Linked DNA regions of Homo sapiens: region 1 is linked to region 2. Evidence: read pairs that join two places in POLR2A ChIA-PET (ENCODE). Cell type or tissue: HepG2. All regions are shown on one strand. Links, peaks and the distances in the headings refer to the core of each region. The heading gives the core; the rest is flanking DNA. Region 1 has its middle 12 kb from the start of CD300A. Region 2 overlaps GPR142 (G protein-coupled receptor 142).

Region 1 (5,365 bases), core at 83-5,082, 81 kb before region 2:
TCTTGACTCTTCTCTCTCCTACCCCAACCCTGCACCACAGTCCCTACACAAGCTCCCACCTCCACCACTGAAAAGGTGAGAAGGTGATGACTTGAAAGGCCTCCTGGTCACTCAATCACCCAGCTCCTTCTCCCGACTCCCCCAGGCAGTGGTGGAGGCAGCATTAACCCATCTCAGCCTCCCCTACAGTAGTGGGGCCCAAGTTTGACTGATGTAACAAACACCTTGGGTACTGGCTGAGAATGCAGATTCTGGGGCCTGCCTCGGACCAGCTGAATAAGGCGTCTCTCCAGTTGGGGACTGGGAATCTGTCATTTTAACAAATGCATTCAGATGATTTCTAGAATCAGACAAGTTTACGAACTGGAGTGCACGGGGGTTATGAGAACACCTGGCACTTCACGGGTGCCCAGGAGAGCACCCTCTTAACCTTTCTGACTATGACCAAAGGAGAGAGTCCCCCACCGCAACCCAGGCCGGCCATCTCCCTGGCCTACTTTCTTTCCTTTTTTTTTTTTTTTTTTTGAGACAGAGTCTCAATGTGTCACCCAGGTTGGAGTGCAGTGACACAATCTCTGCCCACTGCAAACTCCACCTCCTGGGTTCAAGCGATTCTCCTGCCTCAGCCTCCCAAGTAGCTGGGATTACAGGTGAGCACCACCAACCCCGGCTAATTTTTGTATTTTCAGTAGAGACAGGGTTTCACCATGTTGGCCAGGCTGGTCGCAAACTCCTGGCCTCAATCAATTCCCCCGCCTTGGCCTTGCCAAGTGCTGGGATTACAGGTGTGAGCCATGATGCATGGCCAACCAGCCTCACTTTCAAAGCCAGGACACAGCTGTCCCCAGGTGACCAAAGTTCCCATCAGTGAACCATCATCCCCATCACAGGGACATGAACACAGATGCAGGGATGGGGGTGACTTTGCCCTTGCAGACCTCAGAGCAGGTCACTATCTACAGACACCGTCAAGTAGCTGAGGAACTGGCACACACAGTAAGAGATTCCCCTCAGAGACCCAGGACACCGGGCTGCAGTGAGTTGTGGAGATGGAAGCCTCAGATTGGAGGAGGTGACAGAATTGTGTGCCAGACAGACTTGGATACTAGGAGAGAGATCAGTGTGGGAATTGATGTTAATTAGAATGATGGCACGGAGCAGCCTTTGATAAATATGGATGAAAACCTGATGAATGAATGAATTAATGAGCCAAATGCTATTCCCATGTCTGTTGCTGTCTGCCCCATGGGACACAGCATGTTTTATAATGATGAGCTACACGCTGAGAAACAGCACACCAATCTGCTCCACGGATGTAAATCTAATTCAGCCTTCGAAGAATCATTCAGCAAGGCTGGGTGGAGGGTGGGTGCCCCATGCCACATACATGCAATGAACACACACTCCCCGCCCCAGCCTCCTTGAAAACCCTCCCAAGGAGAGAATGAGTTGAAAATCTAGGCAGGCTAAAAGTTGGCCCATCTTTCTCAGGGGGAGAGATGAGGAAAGGGAGTGTGGCCGAGGGTAGCTCAGTCTGGTCTTTGTGAAGGCTGGGGCAGGGACGTCGCAGGCCACTGCAGCTGCTGGTGGGGGGCCACTGCTACCTTTGGCCCCTTTTCTTTCTTTCAGAAGAATTTTTTTTTAAAAATATGTAATTTATTTTTATGGAAAAGAGAGAAAGGAAGGAGAGAAAGAAAAAGCAAAACGAGACAGAAAAAATCTTCTTGTCCCTCATCTGCTTGGTACCAGGGGATTCCCACCCCCACATCCGACCCCCTTTCCCCCCACGCCCCCGGCCAACTCCCCCAATGGTCCACTTTAACATCTGCTATGGTGCCTTTTGTCTCTTTCCAGATTTCCTATGCAAATACAGTCAATTGTGAATACACAGGGGGAGGGGGAGCTACTAAAACCTCCCCCGTTAAGTCTGCAATTGGATTCTTCTGAAAATTCTGCTTTGCATGGCAGGGTGGCACGCAGTGGGGGTTGGGGCCAACAGTGCCCTGCCCCAGCCCTCTCACCACCTTCCTGGCTCTGATGACCGCTCCCAAATGGGCCTGGTGAAGGGACAGGGCGGGATCCTCCCCAGCTGGGACCGACTCCTTTTGTCTTTCCCACGCCCCACCCAGTGTGTGCGTGTGTGTGTGTGTGTGTGTGTGTGTGTGCGCGTAAGGGGTGGACCCTGTGGGCCAGGATGCCCCCTGACCTTCAGCCCGGACAGCCCCTGGGCTCACACGGCGGCCTCAGCCCAGCTTCTCTTGGGAACCTCAGGCTGCCCATGGACACCCAGTGCCTGAGTCTCTTTCCGGTGCCCCAGCTGGCCTGACTGCTAGTGATGGGCTTGTCCCCAGCATCCCCTGTGCCAGCACCCACATCAGGGTGGGGGCACCCTACGGTGAGAAAGCCTGGCAGGTCACATGCTGCCGAAATACTGTCAGGCCAAGGGTCACAGTTCCCAGGCCAGCCTGAAGCAGCTGGCAGCGCCGGGGAGAAGGGGAGGCCAGCACCAGCTTCCTGGCTGCAGGGACCTCGAGCTCCAGGCCCCCAGCCCGTGTGGCTGCCTCAAATGCCCACCGAAAAACCCTCGGGGAGTGGGTTTCCACCCGGAGAGTTTGCCCCCAGGGGACGTTTGGCCGTGTCCAGAGACATTTGTGGTTGTAGGGTTAGGGGGCTGGCTGTGCTCCTGGCATCCAGTGGAGGGGGTCAGGGATGCCGCTCAATATCCTGCAGTTCCCGGGCCAGCTCCACTACACAGCGATCCGGCCACAAATGTCGCTGGTGGAGCCGAGGAACCCCGGCCTAGAGCCAGACGTAAGGCAGCGACAGGGCTCCCCGTGCCCTTGGCCTCACTACCTCCACCCGCGGAAACTCCATGGCCCGGCGGGCCTCCGGAAGGGGATTCTTCCCTTGGGAAAAGGGGCCTGCTTCCCTGGCGTCACCCACCCCACCCCCGTCTCTGCGGGGCCTGAGAGACACAGGGATAAATGCGGCCCCCGCAATCCCTAGCGGCTGCGAGGCCCAGCTCTGAGGGCGGGGATGGGCGGAGCGCGGCGGCCCGGCCCCCAGGCTACAGCAGGAGCTGGGACAGCTGGCTTCGGCCGCCGCCCCGCGGCGAGGATCGGGTTGCAGGGGCCGGGGCGGGGCTTGGGGTGGGGCACGAGAGGCGGCCTCGGGTTGGCTGGAGCTGGGGTGGCCGGGCCCTCGCGGGAGAGGCACGTGGGCGCGCCGGCTGCTCGGGCCCACCCCCACCTCCCCCCACCTTCACTGCCCCCCACCGCCCCCCACCTCCCCCAACCCAGGTGCGTGCGGGGGAGTGGGCTGTCTGCGGGTGGGGTTCCGGGGCCCCGCCCCCTCTCCCAGCCGGGTCAGGTTAGGACGCTGGGTTAAGGACGGAGCGTAAAACCTTCCCTGGGCCCGGGCCCCCGCGGACCCTCTCCTGCCGTCGGTGGAGTTGGGGGTGAGGCAAGCCACCGTTGCCTTTAGGTGAATCAGAAGGAGCCACTTCCAGGCCCCTGGCTTGGAGGAGTCTGCGGAGGTGAGGGGTCGGCGGATGGGGCGGACAACCGGTCTGGGACCGGCCCCATTCACCCCCACGGGACCCAACTTCTCTCTCCAAAGCACAGCCAGGCGGTCACCCTGTGTCTGCCCAGTTCTGCTCCAGACTTTGAGTCGGAACCCCTGGGGGTGCATCTGCGGCAGAGCCCTGGGGCTTTAGGTCCCCTCTCCACTGCTGGGGACACCAACTCCAGGGCTTAGACAGAGCTGGAGACATCGGGGTGTATTTTACAGATGAGGAAACCCTTGCGGGGGCGAGGGGTCAAGGGAGCTGTCCAAGGCCACAGAGCTAGCTGGAGCCAGGCCCTGGTCCGAGATGCCCTGCCTGCCACGAAGGTGCCGCTTGGGAAGGGGATACCCGGGGAAGCTTGCTGAAGGCACCTGCGTGCTTAATCCCAAAACGCATTTGCTGGGACTCACATGGCCACTCCCACTTCAGCCCTCAGGCCTGACCTGGCAAAGGAGGGCAGAGACCAGATCGCTCTCATCTCCACTCCCTCCCGTCCACCCAGTAGACAGTGGACATTTGCTGGCAGAAAGCAGCTCCGTCCCAGATCTTCAGCCTAGCTTCTTAGGCTTCCTGTGCACCTGGCGACCCTCCTAACGCCTCTGCTAGCCCTTCTCCCCTGCCAGTCAGGGCGCGGGCACTGCCAAGGGTCTCTCTCCTTAGCATCCTCTTCCAATCGTGGCAACCTGCCAAGCCACCCACTCTGGGGACCCAGGGCATGAGGCAGCATAGAGGGAAGGGAAGATGTGGCACCAGGAGGTGCCAAACTGAAATCTGGCCAGAAGACCTGCTTGTCTGGGCAGGAAACACTGGGCAGATGGTGCCTGGACGCTCTGCCTTGACTGTGACTTTCGTGGGGGTTATCTGGAGGGGACAGAACACCAAACACAAACTCAGGGGGCTGGTACCCCCATTTTTCAGATGAGAAGACTGAGGAAGGACCAAGGGAGCTGCTGAAGGTCACAGAACTACTAACAGCCAGGATGTGAACCCGCAGCCTCTGATTCCAAAGTCATATTTTCTGCGTGCTGCAGAATTGCCTCCTGCGACAAGGGCATGGGTCGCTGCTCCCCACCTCCTTCTCTGAGGGTACTGGTGTCTCCCTTTTAATCACCCGCACCCCAGAGGGACGCACCGCTCCAGCCTCTGCCTATCAACAACCTTTTTTCAAGGAGGATGAGGTCAGAACCGCACCCTGAGCCCAAGGAGGATGAGGTCAGAGCACTCCCGGTCTGGTGCAGATGCTAAATAATTCATGCAGCTGCTGTGAACAGGGGCTGCAGCTTCCTGGAGGGCCCAGAGTGGAGACGGCAGACAGGAAACAAATCCTGGTTCCTGGCACCTGTGCCTGACCTTGGCGCATCCTCCGGGGGCTAGTGAAAATGCTGCCCTTGGCGAGAATGGCTTGGAGGGCCAACAGACCCTTCCAAGCAGCACCCCCACAGGGCAGGCACTTAGCCTCTGTTGCTTGCTCTCTTCTATGAGCTGTGGGGGGCTGACGAACAAGTGCAGGGCCATGAGTAAACTGGAAAGCCAGGAAAGGCACTCGGCAGGCAGGTCTTCATGGCCCAGGGGATTTACCAGCCATCCCTGGTTCTGTGCACTGAGAATTTCACCCAATGGGTATCCTGGCTGCCTCTTCCAGCCATGCCAGGCAGCAACAGGGATACTTTTGGGGTCGCCTCCCTCCCCACCCACATCTTGTGTAGGTGTTAGAGTTCTCTGGCCTTGACGGGTTGAGAGCTCAGTGGTTTTTGGAGGCCTGGTTTTCCCCTTAAAATAAATCCCCAACAGAGAAAAAGG
Region 2 (5,365 bases), core at 270-5,269:
ATCAAACAGCACATCAAACCTGTGGTGGGAATTGTTAGGAAAGAAACTCAGAATTTCAAAAAGGATTTTCTTTAGCTAAGATATTTCAGCAGATGAGTGGGTAGGCTATGGAGGGAGAAGGGAAGAAGGAGAAACTGAAACCATTTAAGTCTTTCTCTCCTCTAGAAGCCAGTTTGGCAGATTTAATAATACTTTTCATTTACATTTCAGTGACATGCTTACCAAGGTGATTATCACTTTATTTTATTAAAGGTTACACAAATGCTAAAAAGAAACTGTTACCTAATGTGTTTTTTCTCTTTTTTTTTTGAGTCGAAGTTTCACTCTTGTTGCCCAGGTTGGAGTTCCATGGTGTTTCTATGGCGCGATCTCAGCTCGCTGCAACCTCCGTCTCCTGGGTTCAAGCGATTCTCCTGCCTCAGCCTCTGAGAACTTGGAATTACAGGTGTCCACCACCACGCCCAGCTAGTTTTTGTATTTGTTAGTAGAGATGGGGTTTCACCATGTTGGCCAGGCTGGTCTCGAACTCCTGACCCGAAGTGATCCGCCCACCTCTGCCTCCCAAAGTGCTGGGATTACAGGCGTGAGCCACCACACCTGACCACCTAATGCATTTTATTAGGAAAATGTGATACTGGTTCTCAAATCTGATAAGTCCAGCACTAGAAAGTTCTAAGCAATGCAAAAGATCCCCGAGAGCGGTCTGCCTCTAATCTTCTACATCTGAGAGCACCTGCAAGGTGTGGGGTGGAACAGACAATGGACCAGGAACCAGGAGACTTGGGTTTGAGTGTCAGTGCTGCTCTTGACCAGCTTTGGGCTAGGGGCATACCATTTAATCTCTCTGTGCCTCAATTTCCTAAGTTTGTAAAACAGTTACAATACTCCATATGCAGGGTTGTTTGAAAAAGTCACTGACTGCCCCAGCCTGTCGGTACAAGTGAGGTTATAGCAATATTAACACTGGGGTTATGGTGGCTCAATGCAAAATTGTTTCAACCAGCCTGGCCAACATGGTGGAACCCCGTCTCTACTAAAAATAAAAAAATTAGCTGGATGTGGTGGTGTGCGCTTGTAGTCCCAGCTACTTGGGAGGCTGAGGCAGGAAAGTCACTTGAACCCAGGAGGCGGAGGTTGCAGTGAGCTGAGATCACACCACTGCACTCCAGCCTGAGCGACTGGGCAACAGAGCGAGACTCCATGTCAACAAAACAAAACAAAACAAAACAAAACTGTGTCTTGAAAGAGCCTCCCCAACAGTTTCTGGAAGTTCCTGGTTTCACTGGTGCTCAGAGACAGTTGAGCTAATATTGCAGCTGGCCTCCTGAAAGACAGCCCCCCAGCCAGCTGAGGAAGGCATCCTGCCTCTGGCCTAGACCCAGCTGCTGTTGCCATCCATGGAGACACAGATGCTCTTCCCTGATACTGGGTTCTCTCCTGCAGGGTCCCTGCAGGTTGTTCCATTTAGTTCTTCATCCATGGAACTTTGTGCTTTCTTCCCGTGCCCGCTTCTGTAGGGCAGGCTCAGGCTGGGCTGGGGCCGACATTATCTGGTCCTCCGGTGGACCTTCTCCCTCCCCGGGTACCTGCATTTGCATCCCCCTCCTCCTTAAGCAAAGAATAAAGCGCAGGTGCATCAACCCTGCCTGGGGATACATCTGTGTGTGCACATGGAGGTGTGGGCGGGTGAGGGGGTCCTCCATCCTTAACACCTGCTCAGGGTCAGTGTAGACCACCCCGGAGCAGAAGTGTTGGGCTTACAGGTCTTCAGTCCTTTCTCTGAACTCGGCACCACATGTCTTGGAATTCAGAATACGTCAGAGCAGAGGAAGGTGCTGTGTGCATGTAGTGGTGCGCGTTCGATCACGATTCCGTGGGGTGTGGACAGCAGTACATGATCACTCCACTAACAGTCCCTGGTGGGGCTGGCAGGACTCACAATCACAGGACAACTTCGGGACCAGAAATCACCTCACACCGGGTCACGCTGTGCCGCTAAACGTGTTTGTGGCACATTTCGGAAACATGTTTTGGTTTTCAGAGTTTTTTGGAGTTGAGAATCATGGCAAATGCATTGGAGACCCACATTATCCTCTTTCTGGGTTAGCTGAACCTCCCTGTCTGGACATCCCTGCTCTGGGGAGAAGCAGAGAGGCAAAGTGGAAAGCCAAGCATTGATTCTGCATTGACTGTGTGCTGGGTGCACAAACAGCTCTTTGACTGATGTCATCCCACTAAGAGGGTGGGGGCAGGTCTGAACCTCCCATTCAGGACAAAGGTCAGCTCAGCCTGACCAGGAAGCAGAAAGTGGTCCTAGCTCAGCTGCTAATGTGTTTACCCACAGCCTGGAGCAGCTGGGAGTTCCATCTGCTGATCTCTCCCAGCTGCCTCTCCGGGATGGTGGTGCTGAGAGGAGAGAGGGGCCCTGGAGAGCCTCCCTGGAGAGGCTGAGGGTGGGGAGCAGAGCTCCTCATGGCTCTGATGGACTCTGCCAACTCCCGCCTCCCAGTGGTGGAGGAAAAGACCTTTCCCCAAGGGGCGTGAGCTCGGGGGGCTCAGCAGAAGCTCAGGGTCATCTCCAGCTAGGTCCTCCTTTCCTGTTCTCCTAGTACCCTGGGTTAAGAGACCATTTTCTTTCTCCTCATTGGCAACAACAAAAACTATAGCCCCAGTGCTGGTTCTGGGCCCATGAACCTGTACTGGTTTAGGGCAGGGAGTAATGTGGAATCCAACCAGGGTGTTTGAGACCTAAGGGGCTGTGTCTCCTGTGGCTGGACAGACACAGGCCTGGGCTCCTCACATCTGATTTAAGATCACCCCTTTCTGACTGGCCCTGGGGGCTTTTATCCCCCAAGCAGCCCCCTCCCATTGCTCAGCTCAATTTCTTTGTTTCCTCCAGCCTAAGAAATGCCTTAAGTCCTGAAGATATCTTCCTTTTCAAACTCTGGCATTGCCACTAGGAGCTGGAGAGGTGATCCATTCAGGGAATGAGAAGCAGGCACCAGGAAAGGGGGGTGGGCTGGAGACAATTCACATCCATCCATCCATCCATCCATCCATCTATCCATCCATCCATCCATCTGTCCTTTTTTGTTTTTGTTTTTGTTTTTGTTTTTTTGAGACGGAGTCTCACTCTGTCGCCCAGGCTGGAGTGCAGTGGCGGGATCTCGGCTCACCGCAAGCTCCGCCTTCCGGGTTCACGCCATTCTCCTGCCTCAGCCTCCCGAGTAGCTGGGACTACAGGCGCCCGCCACTGCGTCCAGCTAATTTTTTGTATTTTTAGTAGAGACAGGGTTTCACTGTGGTCTCGATCTCCTGACCTCGTGATCCGCCTGCCTCAGCCTCCCAACGTGCTGGGATTACAGGCGTGAGCCACCGCACCCGGCCTCCATCTGTCCGTTTTTCTATCCATTCAACCAACATTAATCTGGCATTCACGATGAGCCAGGCAAAATGCCCCCCGCAAAGGAATGCCCACAGCACTGATGCTATTAGCCTGTGCCTGGCAGTGCCCTTTCATCTTCCCAGGAAATAGGGATTGCTGGTGAAGCAAACATAAGAGCTGGCTAAGTTGTCCTCCTCTCTACCTGGGAGCCACACCCAAAGGAGGAGCCTCCACCCCCACCCAAGGAAAGCAAGCTGTTGATAAACGTGTTTTGGGTACAACCTCAAAGGCCCCAGTACATGTGGCCATGAGCCACCCTGAGCTCCCTAGCTGGGCCCCCTCCTCTACACTTCTGCCCCTGTGGGGAGTCCCGGAGGCTCCATCACAGGCTTCGCCGCCATGCCCTCTGGCTGTGATGCCAAAGTGCAGGGCAGGTAGGCATCGTGGATGACCTGTCGGACAGTGGCCCGGAAAGTCTTGCTGACAAAGCAGTAGAGGCCGAAGTTGGCTGCCGTGTGGAGCATGGCCACCATATTGGCCACATCCAAGGCCAGGTGGACCCTCCAGTCCCGGTGGACAGGGGCCACGTACATGTGGTAGAGCATGACGAAGACCCGGGGCGCCCACAGGAGGGTGAACAGTGTGGTGATGCCCAGGAGGATGGCTGTGCTCTTGCCCACCCGGGGCTGCAGCCCACTCCGGCCCCTCCTCCGTAGCCGGTGGATGATGGCCGAGTTGGTGACCAGGAACACGCCACAAGGGATGAAATAGACAGTGAGACAGTGAGCCCACTTGAGGACCTCGTCCAGTGTTCTGGGTGAGTCGGTGTCTCTCCACATGTCCAGCCACCAGTAGAAGGGGATGCCGGTCAACAGGGCAGCACTCAGGACAGCAGCAATGGCCCGGCGGGTCCGGCCTGGGGACGAGGCGGCCCGATGGTGCAGGGGGTGGCACAGGGCAGTGTAGCGGTCAACCGTGAGCAGGATGGCGATCCAGACTGAGGCGTGGTTGGCAGCAAACTCCAGGATGTTGGCCGTGCGCACCACAGCCTGGGGCACCTGGCGGGCCAGCACTGCTCCCTGCAGGAGGAAGCCCGCGAACACGATGACCACCTGGATGATGATATCCGAGGCTGTGAGCGCCAGAAGGTAGTAGTAGGAGGGCCTCCTGGTCCTGGTGGCAAGGCGCGCCAGGGCCACTGCGGTCAGGAGGCTGACTGAGGGCAGCCGAGGTGAGGGAGGGGAGAGGCATCAGAAGAGAGCTCAGACTCTGCTTTCCAAGGTGTCGCCATCGCACCTCCCCATCTGCATGTGCAGAGGCTGCGCTGGCTTCTCTTTTTTCTCCTTCCAGATCCTTCTGAAACCCCACTTTGCCCAGAAGGCCACCCAGGCCAGCTCTGCCCTGTCCATCCACTGCAGGCCACTGGCTGTACCCCGGTTATGCACAGGTAAGTGCACATGGAAGGGTCCTCAGCAGCCACCTGTCCTGGCCAGGTGTGGTGGCTCACGCCTGTAATCCAGCACTTTGGGAGGCCAAGGCGAGCAGATCACCTGAGGTCAGGAGTTCAAGACCAGCCTGACCAACATGGAGAAACCCCGTCTCTGTTAAAAAAATATACAAATTAGCCAGGCACGGTGGTGCATGCCTGTAATCCCAGCTACTTGGGAGGCTGAGGCAGGAGAATTGCTTGAACCTGGGAAGTGGAGGCTGCAATGAGCCGAGATCATGCCACTGCACTCCAGCCTGGGTGACAGAGTGAGACTCCATCTCAAAAAAAAAAAAAAAGCTACCTGTCCTATGGCATTGTCCTCCAAGTCCTTTTTAGGTTTTCTGTGTCCTCCAGAATGGAGGCGTCCCTAGACACAGGCATGGGTTTAGCTATCAGACTTGGGGAAATCCCCAGGGCCGAGACCACCCGTCCTTCCCATATCCACACACCCACCTCTGCCCCAAGCTCTGCTCTCTGAAGGCATGGGCAGC

What was found. Peaks named below come from ENCODE experiments on the same cell type or tissue, not always from the same donor. Only the 100,000 strongest peaks of a DNase experiment are listed, where the experiment ranks them.
Region 1: POLR2A ChIA-PET joins it to region 2 with 29 read pairs; 15 of 35 experiments call an interaction of 5 or more read pairs at or near these places.

What each region holds. Positions count from the first base shown.
Region 1 is chr17:74,451,924-74,457,288 of GRCh38, reverse strand. No RefSeq gene overlaps it. Among named protein-coding and RNA genes, the nearest start is that of CD300A, 12 kb to the left of the region's middle. RefSeq lists enhancers at 1,811-2,481, 3,236-4,226, 4,227-5,218 and a silencer at 2,977-3,336. In HepG2, for the core only: no CTCF peak of the experiment used is centred there; a DNase peak (open chromatin) is centred at 3,048; H3K4me3 peaks cover 1,642 bases; H3K27me3 peaks cover 1,111 bases.
Region 2 is chr17:74,370,965-74,376,329 of GRCh38, reverse strand. GPR142 (G protein-coupled receptor 142) reads right to left here. Exons shown (of 4, transcript NM_001331076.1): 4 at 3,730-4,601. The coding sequence ends at 3,730. Among named protein-coding and RNA genes, the nearest start is that of GPR142, 6.1 kb to the right of the region's middle. In HepG2, for the core only: no CTCF peak of the experiment used is centred there; a DNase peak (open chromatin) is centred at 2,269; H3K27me3 peaks cover 76 bases.